4 separate regions of the Homo sapiens genome follow, and regions 2, 3 and 4 are each linked to region 1. Evidence: chromatin contacts called from ENCODE Hi-C data. All regions are on one chromosome and are shown on one strand. The core of a region is the stretch at or near the end of the contact, and the rest is flanking DNA. Distances in the headings are between cores, read along the strand shown.

Evidence for each region. A loop is a pair of places that touch in the nucleus more often than their neighbours do. Pooled maps may share reads with other maps.
Region 2: a loop to region 1 is called in a map of CD8-positive, alpha-beta T cell, with 24 times the contacts of the local background. The contact joins the promoter of CASP8AP2 here to the promoter of CEP162 in region 1. A Hi-C loop is called at or near these places in 2 of 168 maps with a recorded cell type or tissue (both CD8-positive, alpha-beta T cell) and 1 of 50 pooled maps.
Region 3: a loop to region 1 is called in a map of CD8-positive, alpha-beta T cell, with 19 times the contacts of the local background. The contact joins the promoter of LYRM2 here to the promoter of CEP162 in region 1. A Hi-C loop is called at or near these places in 2 of 168 maps with a recorded cell type or tissue (CD4-positive, alpha-beta T cell and CD8-positive, alpha-beta T cell) and 4 of 50 pooled maps.
Region 4: a map of CD8-positive, alpha-beta T cell shows a loop between it and region 1 (22-fold over the local background). The contact joins the promoter of IRAK1BP1 here to the promoter of CEP162 in region 1. A Hi-C loop is called at or near these places in 3 of 168 maps with a recorded cell type or tissue (CD8-positive, alpha-beta T cell and naive thymus-derived CD4-positive, alpha-beta T cell) and 6 of 50 pooled maps.

What each region holds. Positions count from the first base shown.
Region 1 is chr6:84,226,288-84,229,130 of GRCh38, reverse strand. It overlaps CEP162 (centrosomal protein 162), which reads left to right and starts at 1,488. Exons shown (of 27, transcript NM_014895.4): 1 at 1,488-1,551; 2 at 2,679-2,794. The coding sequence starts at 2,738. RefSeq lists enhancers at 1,013-1,172, 1,074-1,574, 1,575-2,075.
Region 2 is chr6:89,828,388-89,831,230 of GRCh38, reverse strand. CASP8AP2 (caspase 8 associated protein 2) reads right to left here and starts at 1,351. Exons shown (of 10, transcript NM_012115.4): 1 at 1,125-1,351. RefSeq lists an enhancer at 1,662-1,851 and a silencer at 1,952-2,001.
Region 3 is chr6:89,637,268-89,640,110 of GRCh38, reverse strand. LYRM2 (LYR motif containing 2) reads left to right here and starts at 1,364. Exons shown (of 3, transcript NM_020466.5): 1 at 1,364-1,439; 2 at 2,229-2,369; 3 at 2,758-2,843. The coding sequence starts at 1,395. The coding sequence ends at 2,838. MDN1-AS1 (MDN1 antisense RNA 1) reads right to left here and starts at 1,579. Exons shown (of 4, transcript NR_111915.1): 1 at 1,475-1,579. RefSeq lists enhancers at 1,565-1,614, 1,835-2,064, 1,417-2,616.
Region 4 is chr6:78,866,103-78,868,945 of GRCh38, reverse strand. It overlaps IRAK1BP1 (interleukin 1 receptor associated kinase 1 binding protein 1), which reads right to left and starts at 1,395. Exons shown (of 4, transcript NM_001010844.4): 1 at 1,055-1,395. The coding sequence starts at 1,369. LOC107986613 (a long non-coding RNA gene) reads left to right here and starts at 1,456. Exons shown (of 2, transcript XR_001744210.2): 1 at 1,456-1,558. RefSeq lists enhancers at 608-1,208, 1,041-1,360, 1,391-1,500.

The DNA.
Region 1 (2,843 bases), core at 239-2,738:
CTCCAGCCTGGGTGACAGAGCAAGACTCCGTCTCAAAAAAATAGAAATTAAAAAAAAAGAAAGAAAGAAAAGAAAAAAAGAAAAAGAAGAAAAGAAAAGAAATTCTAACATTTAGAGGTCAGCTAGGATAGACAGAGACAGTGAAAACCCTTGAGGGGAGGCTATAAATGTGAAAGAAAAACCAAGAAAGAGAGGAGACAAGTGTATCAAATAGTATTGGGAGATCAAATAAAGCGCTGTCATATATGTACACTTACACACACAGAGACAGGATTAAAAGGTCTGACAAAAGGGAGGTAAAGTGGAAATAATTCCTCAGAAAAGATTGGCAAGTAAGGTGAGGAGACAGATCATTTCAACCACTGGGAAATAATAGCATGAAGAGAATGTGTCAGAAGTGATGTTTTAGGTGGGGATCTCAAGGCATGTTCAAATGCTGTTAGGAAAAATCCCACAGCCAGCCAGAAGTCGAAGATACAGGATTAAGGGAAATGACCAGTGGAACAAGATCAGTGAGAAGAAGAATGGGTAAAGGCTCTAGATCATATGTGGGAAGGTAAGTCTTTGATAGAAGGTGGCAGGAAGTCAACTTCTCAATAAATGGTAGCTTAAGATATTTCTTTTATTATTCATATTTGCATCATAGTCCACAGCTCCTGGTTTGTACATATTTGTATTGCAAGAAAGACTTGATGAATAAACAGTTCTAGCTAAAGATGAGGTCCTGAACTAAGTCTACCATCAGCAAAACCTGCAGCTGTTGTAGATTTTACTTACACTATGCTAAATGTTGTCCTCTGAAACTCCAGCTAATGTTGCATGCTTTGAAAAAAAGAAAAGAAATAGAAAACAAAATCCAAGTCAGTAATTGTGAAATGCCAGTAAAGAATGCAGTTTTGAAAAGTAGGGGTAGCGGGAGGAGCAATAACTTAATAAGAATCTTGCTGTTTGCGTATTTTCGATTTCTTGCCCACTAGGTGGTGGAACAGAGTCCCCATCTAAACGACAGTTTTTTTCCTCACAGGTTTGTGTTTCTCTCACAATGCCTACACAGGTCTTTGCAGGCCAAAGAAATCCAAGAAATTCAATCTCTTCAAAATTGCCCCTTGGAAAAACAGAGCGCTCGAATGACAAGTGTGGGGAAGGCGGGAGGCGACGATGCGGAGTGCGGAAACACAAGGACCAGGGGAGCTAAACTACATTTCCCAGAAAGCCACGGGCTGGCCTACAACCACCGCGCCCTCCAAGCCTGCTGGAAGCCTCCGTCTCGCTTCTCCAGTAACCGGTTTGCCGCTGTCCCCTTTTCTAAGGAACGTAGAGAAAGCCAGGGAAGGAAAGGCATTTTACTGCAGCAGCGAAGGTTTAGCCACTAGAGTGTCTTTCTCAGCCGTGGTTATTCCGACCTTCGCTTGTAAAGGCATTGGGAAACCCACGGCCCACGTGACCAGCCCGGGTCATGTGACTCCAGAACCCGGCAGCTGAAGTCTGTTACCCTGACAACTGGTGGACCCGCACAGACCTTCCGGGAAAGCGCGGAATTCAGAGGCAGAGGTAGGTGGTAAGGTGTGAACGCTGGTTTCCCACCCAAATCGCCCTGGTCGAGGCCGTGCTTCATACTCGAGCGAAGGGCTTTAATTTTCCAGGTCATTCCCCTTCTCCGCCCGGAGCCCACGGCAAATGCGTCTTTGTCTTCCCTCCAATTCCCGAACCCGCGCTTCTGGGGACGGGGTCGCAGCCAGGCTTGAGAAGCTTTTAGTGGAGCTCACCCCTGACCAAGCTATTCAGGCCAAGACCTTAACCGCACTTACCCTGAACTGATCGAAAGTGCAAATGAGGGGAAGAGGTGTTACTCTGCACGATGGGGAGGGTATTGTCCGGGTCTGCAAGCCCTCTTCCCCTCCCCCATCTCTACAGAAGAAAGCTGGGATTTGAGCTGCTCTAGGGAGTTCAGGAGCTGGGGGTCGACCCAAGGTTGGGTTCATTAGGTGTCTAGGGGAACGCTTTCCGTTGCAAATCACTGGATTCTGCTTGTGTTCAGCACATAATTTTTGTCGGTCTTCCCTCGCTTCAAAAGAAACATAGTACTGATTTGTGTACTCCATTAACTTTAAGTATTCTTTAAGTATTTTGACTAAATTACTAATTCTTACTAAATTCTATTTGTGTATATTTTGAAACATCCCCGTATCTGGATACAGTCTGCTTTACGAAACTATGCAGTCTGCTTTACGAAACTATTACTATGGATTGGTAAAATAACGAGCCGAGTGATAAGGCAGCACAAACTGTCGTGTGCTTTGCAAGAAAGAAACAGTCCTTTGGATTTGCTAACTTACAGTTTTTAAGATTCCCTGTGAGGACCTGGTTTGTGTTTGAGAGGTACTAATTAACACATGCACACAAACATAGGTTTGGGAAATATTGTAGAGACCACTCTTTAACAATTGGATGTTAACAGATGAAAACATAATTCTGAACGTTGAGTACAAGACATCCTGTCAAAGCTGCTTTTCCAAATCAGTTTGCTTAATGAATTAGGAATCTCTTGACCAGCTCTTACTGGTTAAAAAAAATTGTGCATATATACTGAATCATAACAAATGTCCGAAGTTTAAGTCTGGTCGTGTTCATGATCTGATGGATTTCCTCAAAAGATGTTTATGTCTCTTGTCATTTAGTGTTTCCAATGTTTGAGGTACTTTAGAATGTTTACTTTGGGAGGTCAAAATTGTTGACTATGGCTAACTGTTCCCAAGAAGAGCTAGATGAAGAGTTTGAACAGTTTATGAAAGAGGTAAGTTTATATTTTTAAAAGCTATATTGTCAAATTTGTCTCAAAAGAC
Region 2 (2,843 bases), core at 102-2,601, 5.6 Mb before region 1:
TCTCAAAAAAAAAGGAAAAAAGAAAAAGAAAAATCATTACGAAACTGAGAATGTGTCCTTAATGTAGACGCTAAAAGACAAAAAATAAAATTTAGAGAAAAACACAAGCATTTGTAGAGAAAAACAGGAAAAAGCCAGAGAAGACAGTGTATTTTTACACTCATGGGAAAGGCTAATACAGCAAGACCCCAGAAGAAGAGGTAAGGGGCAAATACTAACAAAAGCTATCATATACGGCACATTTACTATGTTCCAGGCACTAACCTAAATGATCTAAATACATTATTCACTTAGTTTAAATCCTCCCCAGAGTTCTATGAGGTCCATATTATTCTTTTCCCCATTTTACAGATGAGGAAAACACAGACGATCAAGAAATTTGCACAAGGCAACCACCTGGTAAGTGGCAGAGCTGAAATTAGACCCCAGGTCTGTCTGTAAAGCAAGATGGCCAAAATCAAGAATATTCAATACAATATAAATGTTTTTGGAAAGAAGGCCATCTCTTGTAAAACGGAACGCCAGGAAAAGATAATTGGAGGGCATAGCGGGGATAGGAAGGGAGATGGGAGAATCCCTGCCATGAAAGCCTCTGTCCCCCTCCAGTCAAAGAGGCGCTGAGGGAGATGGGGGGGAAAGGCCTTGAGGAGAGGCGAAAGGTTTGCTGCTGGAGGTGTGGAGAATGGAAAAAGACCAAGGAAGAGTCGAAGAGTCAAAGACAACTTGATGCCTGAAGCACAAATGCTCAGCTCCTACGAATCCTACATTCACATCTGAGTTAGGGCCTACTATGTGCTAGGAATGAATCTAGGCGCTGTAGAAATGAAAAACTTATTTAGGCATGTTGGTTTGATGCCTAAATAAACATTTCAGAAACAATCAACATCAATGATCACCTGACACTCCAGGAAACCCATTTCTCCAAAGAACTCCATCCGAAAGATTTTAAGAGTATATTCCAAGGAGAGACTGGATGGTGGGGGGGAGGGGCAGGACGAGAGGCCGAAGGGACAATTCCTGGGCGCGCCCACCCATAGTCCCCGCCCAGACCCTCTCGAAGGACCACAGAGGGACGCAGGGTGCAAGCCCTGAAGCTGCACCGGGGGCGGAGGGAACGTGGCTACCTGCGGCCAGACGTCAGGCGCGGCCCTTCCCCGACCTACTTGGCCGCTCCAGATGGACTCCCTCCGACTCTCTGGTTTCCCAGGGGCAGCCGACCTCCACTCGGGGGACTACCGCGCCATGCAGCCTCTTCCTTAGCAGTCCCTCACGGACCGGGCCCCTACGACAACTTACCCGCCCTGCCCGGCCCAAGACAACCCGGTTCCTTTCTGCCCACCGAGGTCTCCCTGGCATCTCCACCAATACCAGAGCGCTATCAGGGTATGGAGGCGGGACTGAGTGCCTACGGCCAATCATATCAGACGCAAAGCACGTCGCAGCGCCCACAACTAGTTCCCGCCTTTGGAAGGGAAAAAAAAAAACACGGTTGGCGCCAAACTCCAGTAATCTTCCTAGGGCTTTAAGAGAGAGGGGCGGGGTGTAAGGTGGCGGGGAAGGCGATGGGGCGGGGCTTCAATAGGAAGGGGCTGACCTGAGTGGAGGTAGGGGCGTGGCCTGAGAGAAGCTTTTTAGTGAAAGACAGGAAGCCTTGAGAGGTCTGTCATTTATTTAATACTTTATCTTAAAATTCTGCTGTCAGCTGCGTGCGAGACAAAGTGCTGGGCTCGATTACGATGAATAAATTTGTTCCCTGCCCTCAGACGCGTTCCTGGATGATAGGCAGACAAACAACTTAGCTTCGGATGTTGGGAGCCTTAAGGAGGGGATACTAGTCTAGCGGGGCAGGAGAGAGAAGAGCTTTTTACAGGGTGGAATACCTGACTTGCCTTATAGAACCTGTAGGAATGGGGGGTGCCGGTAGGTCTAGCCTCAGGAGCTCAGCCTGAGCATTGATAGGTGCGAAAATAAGGCCACCTTCCTCGGCTACTTATAGTCTGCCTATATTCATCCCTACCCATTTCCTCGTTTGTCCACTTAGCTTTTTTTTTTCTTTTTGCTTTCAGACAGGGTATCGCTTTGTCGCTCAGGCTGGAGCGCAGTGGAGCGATTTCGGCTCCCTGCAACCTCCACCTCCAAGGCTCGAGAGATCCTCCCACCTCTGCCTCCAGAGTAGCTGGGACCATAGACGCGAGCGACCACCACCCCTGGCTGTTTTGTTTCGTTTTGTTTCTGAGATGGAGTTTCACTCTTGTTGCCCAGGCTGGAGTGCAATGGCGCGATCTCGACCCACTACAACCTCCGCCTCCGGGGTTCAAGTGATTCTCCTGCCTCAGTCTCCCGAGTAGCTGGGATTGCAGGCATGTGTTACCACGCCAACCTAATTTTTGTATTTTTAGTAGAGACAGGGTTTCGCCATGTTGACCAGGCTGGTCTTGAACTCCTGTCCTCAGGTGATCTGCCCAGCTTGGCCTCCCAAAGTGCTGGGATTAAAGGCGTGAGCCACCCACGCCCGGCCACCCCTGGCTAATTTTTTAAAATTTTTGTAGAGATGGGGTCTTGCTATGTTGCCCAGGCTGGTCACGAACTTCTGGGCTCAAACAATCCTCCCACCTCAGTCTCCCAAAGTGCTGGGATTACAGGTGTGAGTCACTGCACCTGACCCCATTTAGTCTTAACTGCCATATCAACCAATTTATTTTTATTTTTATTCTTTTTTTTTTTTTTTTGAGACGGAGTTTCACTCTTGTCACCCAGGCTGGAGTGCAGTGGTGTGATCTCAGCTCACTGCAACCTCCGCCTCCGGGGTTCATGCGATTTTCCTGCCTCAGCCTCCCAAATAG
Region 3 (2,843 bases), core at 115-2,614, 5.4 Mb before region 1:
GCCTCAAAAGGCACAAAAATACATGATTGTATAAAGTTTCTGTATGTATAAAGAAATGACAAAAAATATAGAGCCCATATAAATGTCCTCATCATAAACGGACCCAAGTCATGAACAATTCACAAAAACAGTATAACTAAAAATGGCGAGGGGTATTTAACTTCACTCCTTTTAAAAAGTTAGCAATTAACTATTACAGCTAATGTATTAGACAAAATTTGGCATATATTATTGATAATATGATCATGCAGTTAGCATCATTCATACAATGCCTGGTAAAGTTCAAAAGAGCTAATGATTAGAGTTCTTACATGTGCCAGGACCTGTTCTCAGTACATTAGAGATACACAACTGAGGTAGATGCTATATTTCACTTTACAGGGGAGGTAATAGGCCAGGAGAGGGGAAATAGCCAGAACACAGCTAGGAATAGGGAGCCCCAGGATGCTAACAGGCGAGGCAAGCAAGTCCCCAGTAAACTAGTAATTGAACATTTTTCGTTCTATTTTAATTCGATACAACACCACTTGGAAAATTAATATGGCAAAGATTCGCTAACTCCACTTCTAGTGATTTAACCCAAAGGCATGTGTATTGTGGGAAAGATAAAACAACTATAAGGAAATAAAAGCAAAAGCCTGAGGCTTAGGGATGTTAGGCTCCTCGTTATTAGTGATGAAAAGTGCTTAAGACTGAAGTGGGTGAGCCATTCAAAGCTTTGTTTCAAATGATCATGAAGGCCACCGCTCCCGGAAAACCTTTGCGCTACAAAAGAACAGGACAAAAACGAGAAAGAGAAAAAACCAACACAAACTGTAAAAGAAATTAACACTTTCAATTTTAGTATTTTCAACTATACACATTTTTAAAGGCTCGAAAGAACATTTAAATACGTTTTCACCTCTTTCCCCCAAAAAAACCTTAACTTTTTTTTCGAGACAGGGTCTCGCTCTGTCGCCCAGGATGGAGTGCAGTGGTGCGATCTCGGATCACTGCAACCTTCACTTCTCGGGTTCAAGCGATTCTCCTGCCTCAGCATCCCGAGGAGCTGGGATTACAGGCACCTTACAGGCCTCCCAGAGTGCTTGGGACTGCAGGTGAGAGCCACCGCGCCCGGCCTCCTTCACTTTCATTTGAACTCTCTTTACCAGGAACTGTGTTAAGTGCCCTACCTTTCTTCTTTATCAAAACGACCCTATGGTGCACTGTTATCCTATTTTACCGACGAGAAAACTTCGGCCAGCGCAGCAGCTAGGGCTCAGTCCCGAAGCCTCGCGCTCTCAGTCCGAGAGCAACCCGCGGGCCGTCTCCTAGGAAACCGGGCTCGCCACACCCCTTGGTCGAACCCCACTTCCGCTCCTGCGCGCTGAGGCTCCGGCGGACCTCTGGTGGACATGGCTGCTTCCCGCTTACCCCCAGCGACGCTAACGTTAAAGCAGGTACCGGCGGTTCTCTGCCTTCCAAAGCAGCTTACCTGGGTCTGAGCTGGATTCTCCATCTGTCCCTATCCCCAACGGGGCGGGTTCCGGGGTCCTGATGCGGCGTGCGCGCCCTCTGAGATTGGCCCGATGCCTGCGGGGCGGTGCTTCGCTCCGCGGGGCCTGACGGGAGGCACTGGCTGCTTCCTTGGTTTGGTGCGATCGCGTGAGACAGCGTCAGGCGCTTGATTTCCCTGAGTCCCGGTGCCTCAGCTGCCCAGTGCCCACGGTAAAAGTCTATTGCACTGAGCTGTGGCAAACAGCAAATGAGATTACCAAAGATTTGAACAACTGTTAATTTAGAAAAAGTGCTGTCGTTGTAATAACAACTTCTAGGAGACCGGCAGCCCTTTTCAGCCCGGTAGGCAGCTCCTGATTTTTTAATGGTTCTTAGGTTTGACAGAGCAGTAAGCAAAAAGATCAGATGAACCTCGTGATGCTTTCTTTAAAACATCTTTTTGAGACAGGGCCTCACTCTCGCCCAGGCTGAGTGCAGTAGCGCAATGAAGGCTTACCTCAGCTTAGACCTCCTGGGCTCAAGTGATCCTCCCATCTTGGCCTCCCAAAGTGCTGGGATTACAGGCCTGAGCCACTGCATCTGGCCAAAAAAAGAAAAAAAAAAGTTTTTCTTTGCCTTTTTCAAAATTGACCAACGAGAAGTACTCTGGTTACAGCTTGGTTTGCTGAAGTAGAACTTTCCAGGCTGGCGATTGTGCAGTAGTAATTGCTATTTACTCCTCCCTTTTACAGTTCGTAAGAAGGCAACAAGTTCTTCTCCTCTACAGAAGGATTTTGCAAACAATTCGGCAAGTTCCAAATGATTCTGATCGCAAATACCTGAAAGATTGGGCAAGAGAAGAATTCAGAAGAAACAAAAGTGCCACCGAAGAGGTGAGAACAAAATCATGGTGAGGACAGATCCTAACCCTTTTTATTGATCAGTGAATTTTTTTTTTTAAGTTTAGCAGACATCTTGGAATATAGTGCCACTGAGCTGGTATATCTTGATCATTGCTTGTAATGTTACCGATTTTAAATTATTATTTTAAAATTTAGTATTTTAAAATATGTAGATAAAAGAGTATCTACACTCTTCAGCATCATCACTTGACTTTTATGTTGTACATTTTATATGTATGTATGTGGAACTCTTTTAGCTTTTCTAAAAGGCAGCAGTTCCAATAGGTAGTATTGGTTCTTGATTTTAACAGATAAAATGGTATAGCTATACCTTGTTTAACCAGGTAAAACTATAACCAGATTTCACTTTATTCTACAGGATACAATCCGGATGATGATTACTCAAGGCAATATGCAGCTCAAGGAGTTAGAAAAAACACTTGCTTTAGCAAAATCTTAACTATA
Region 4 (2,843 bases), core at 146-2,645, 5.4 Mb after region 1:
GGTATGGAATTTCTTGCAATAGACTGGAAGTAACAATGCCTGCACTTTTACCAACTCAATGTCATCCTGGATAAGTTACATCTCTGGCCTTTGGGGTCCTACTCTATAAAATGAGAAAACTGAAATCGTTGATCCCTATGATTTCTAATTTTCTTTCATTCTAATTATCGGCAGAATTGGAAGCAACTTACATTCTGGTTTCAGGAATACATGAGTTCAAATATTGCTCTACCTAAAGTTCAGAGCATTGTTTAACCTCTTTAAATTTGGAAAACAGGGATATTAAAACATGCCTAACAGTGCTATTGTGTGGATTAAATGATGGCTTCATTTTTTTTCTTGCCTTAGGAGTAGGCTTAAGGTAAGATTTGTTTAGTGATTTGTCTCATGGACATCTCCGTTAAGTAAGTAGAAGTATTTCGTATATGTGGTATCCACAATACTGGCTTGATTTTTTCTTTTAAGTTAAACCTAAGAAGGCCGAAGAAATTTTGGGGGAATCACTATAAAATGAAAATCATTATAAAATGAAAATGGACGCAACTTCTTCCCCACTTCCCAACGTTACTGTTTGCGGAACATACTCAAGAACCATTCCATGCAAAGTTTTACATGATCGGAAGGAAGCAGGTCGTGCTCTTCACTTGCCAATTCCATGGTGCGGAATAAAAACAAAACAAAACAAAATATTTAGTGTCCAGCACTCCACGTGGGCAAGTATTTACAACTAACATTTCAAGTTTTAACATTTCATCACTTTAAATTTAAAAACAAAATCACTGAAGCAAATATCCCCAGATAAAAACCTACCCAATTTGCATTCTTTTATTTTTAATTTGCCTGAGGCCAATAATTACCTTCGTCTAGGAGAAGAATGGGTCAAATATTCACTCTGCCAGGTCCTGGCGTCCCGGAGTACCTTTGCAACAAACGCGTCCTAAACGCTCCAGACCCTCCACATCTCCCTTCCCGCTAGGGGGGCCTGTGGGGCCCGACCATCTGCCAACCCTTTTGTGTCTTCCGGCTCTTATTTCCTCCCCCGCGGAGATCTCACCTGCACGCCCTGCTGCTGGAGGCTCTGCGTGATGTAATCTAGACGGCGACAAACGCTCTTTTTGGCCTCGGCTGCCGCCTCCTTGGTGCTGCTCACTCGCACCACCACCTGCGCCCGGTCAGGGCCCGCAGACACTTCTGAGGTGCCGCTTACTTGCACCTCGCGGGTAGCAGTTTGGGCTTGTGTTGAGGAGAGGGGGTGGCGTAAGCCCGGTAGCGTCTCTCTCCCTGAGGCCAGGTTGTTCTCCCGGCTCCGGTCAGCCCAGGGAACCAGTTCCACGAACACTCGGGTCGGAGGGGTCTTTTGCAGAGACATAGCGATGGCAGCTGGGTTTCCATAGTAACTACCGGCCGACGGCGGCCGAAGGGGCCAATGCGCACCAGGGCTTGCCTGTGCACGGCGCAAAGTATGCCGGGATGGGTGTGGAGGCCGCGGAACTTCTGGCGGGCGCAAGCTATATGCCTTGTTGATCTTGCCGCATCTTTTTTACTAGATGTCGGCTGAGTGAGTAGCTACAGTTTTTAACATGTTTAACTTACGGCCTTCAAAAATTGTTAGCGGACTTTCTCTGTTGCCTCCTCAGTGAGCTCTGCCCTTTCTCGCAACTCCTTGTCGTCCCACCGCGCCTCTGCACCTCAGAGGAAGGAGAAGAGTAGCGAGGCCGAGCGGGTTTTTAGATTTCTCTGTGATTACCCCCAGCCTTGTCTTTTCTGACTTTACCGTCCCCGCTTGGGGTACTGCTTTTTGAGGCTCCCTCGGCCACATTTTTGTGGTTCGTGAGAGGTTTCAGTTGAGGTGAACTTTTTGCCCCTGTGATCTTGGACAGTTTATGATTCTTCATATCTCAGTATCATCTTCTCTAAAGCAGGGTTGATAATATTTTTTATATTAGTAATATATAATATATTCTAATATATATAATATATTCTAATATATAATATATTCTAATATATATAATATATTAATATTATCAAAGCAATGTTGATAATATTTTTCACATTTGCTATGTGCTTATAAGGCGCCCATTGTATGTAGAGTGCGTTGCATATGGAAAGCAGAGTGAACATAATGGATGTTTGTAATGATAGCTATGGCTTTGGCATCATTTTTGTGTCTCCCCATTTTTTTCTAAAATCCCTGGAATGGTTCGGGCCTTGAATTCCGACAGAAGAGATTTAGGTGGTAGCAAAGCACGTCCAACATGGAGTTTGCTGGGCCTGCACAACTTGGAGCTTCTCTGTACCCTTTTCTTCAGAGAACTTTTAGAACACAACCCTCAACTTCCCGTCTTCTGGATTCTCTTCCTAGCACTAAGCAATGATCTTTGTAAAAATAGCCCCACTGACTTATACGTCTTTACTATCTGAATTTTATCAAGAGAATCGAGGGGGGAAAAAAGAATTTTGAATAACTAGTTCTAGAAGGACAAGAACTGTTCTTTTAAAAGGACCCTGAAAAGCTGACAGTCCTCTTGTAGTTTCTTCACCATCGTTTTTTCTGTTCTTTTCGATTAGTATAATTCAACTAAATCAATGGTACCCCCCTCCTTTAATTAGGCTCATCACTAGATTAACATAATTTTGTGTATATCCATCTTGTTTATTGTTAGCTGAAAACAATTTTAATTTAAAAACTAACGTTAAGAACTTTCCGTCATAGTCTTTTATTATTTAAGACACCCAAAATAATGTTTCTTAAACTTGGTGAAAAATTCTTTTTCCCTTACGATAAATGCGGAAGAATATAGCCTCCAAAATAAATTATTGAATGAGTGAATGTCATAAACAAA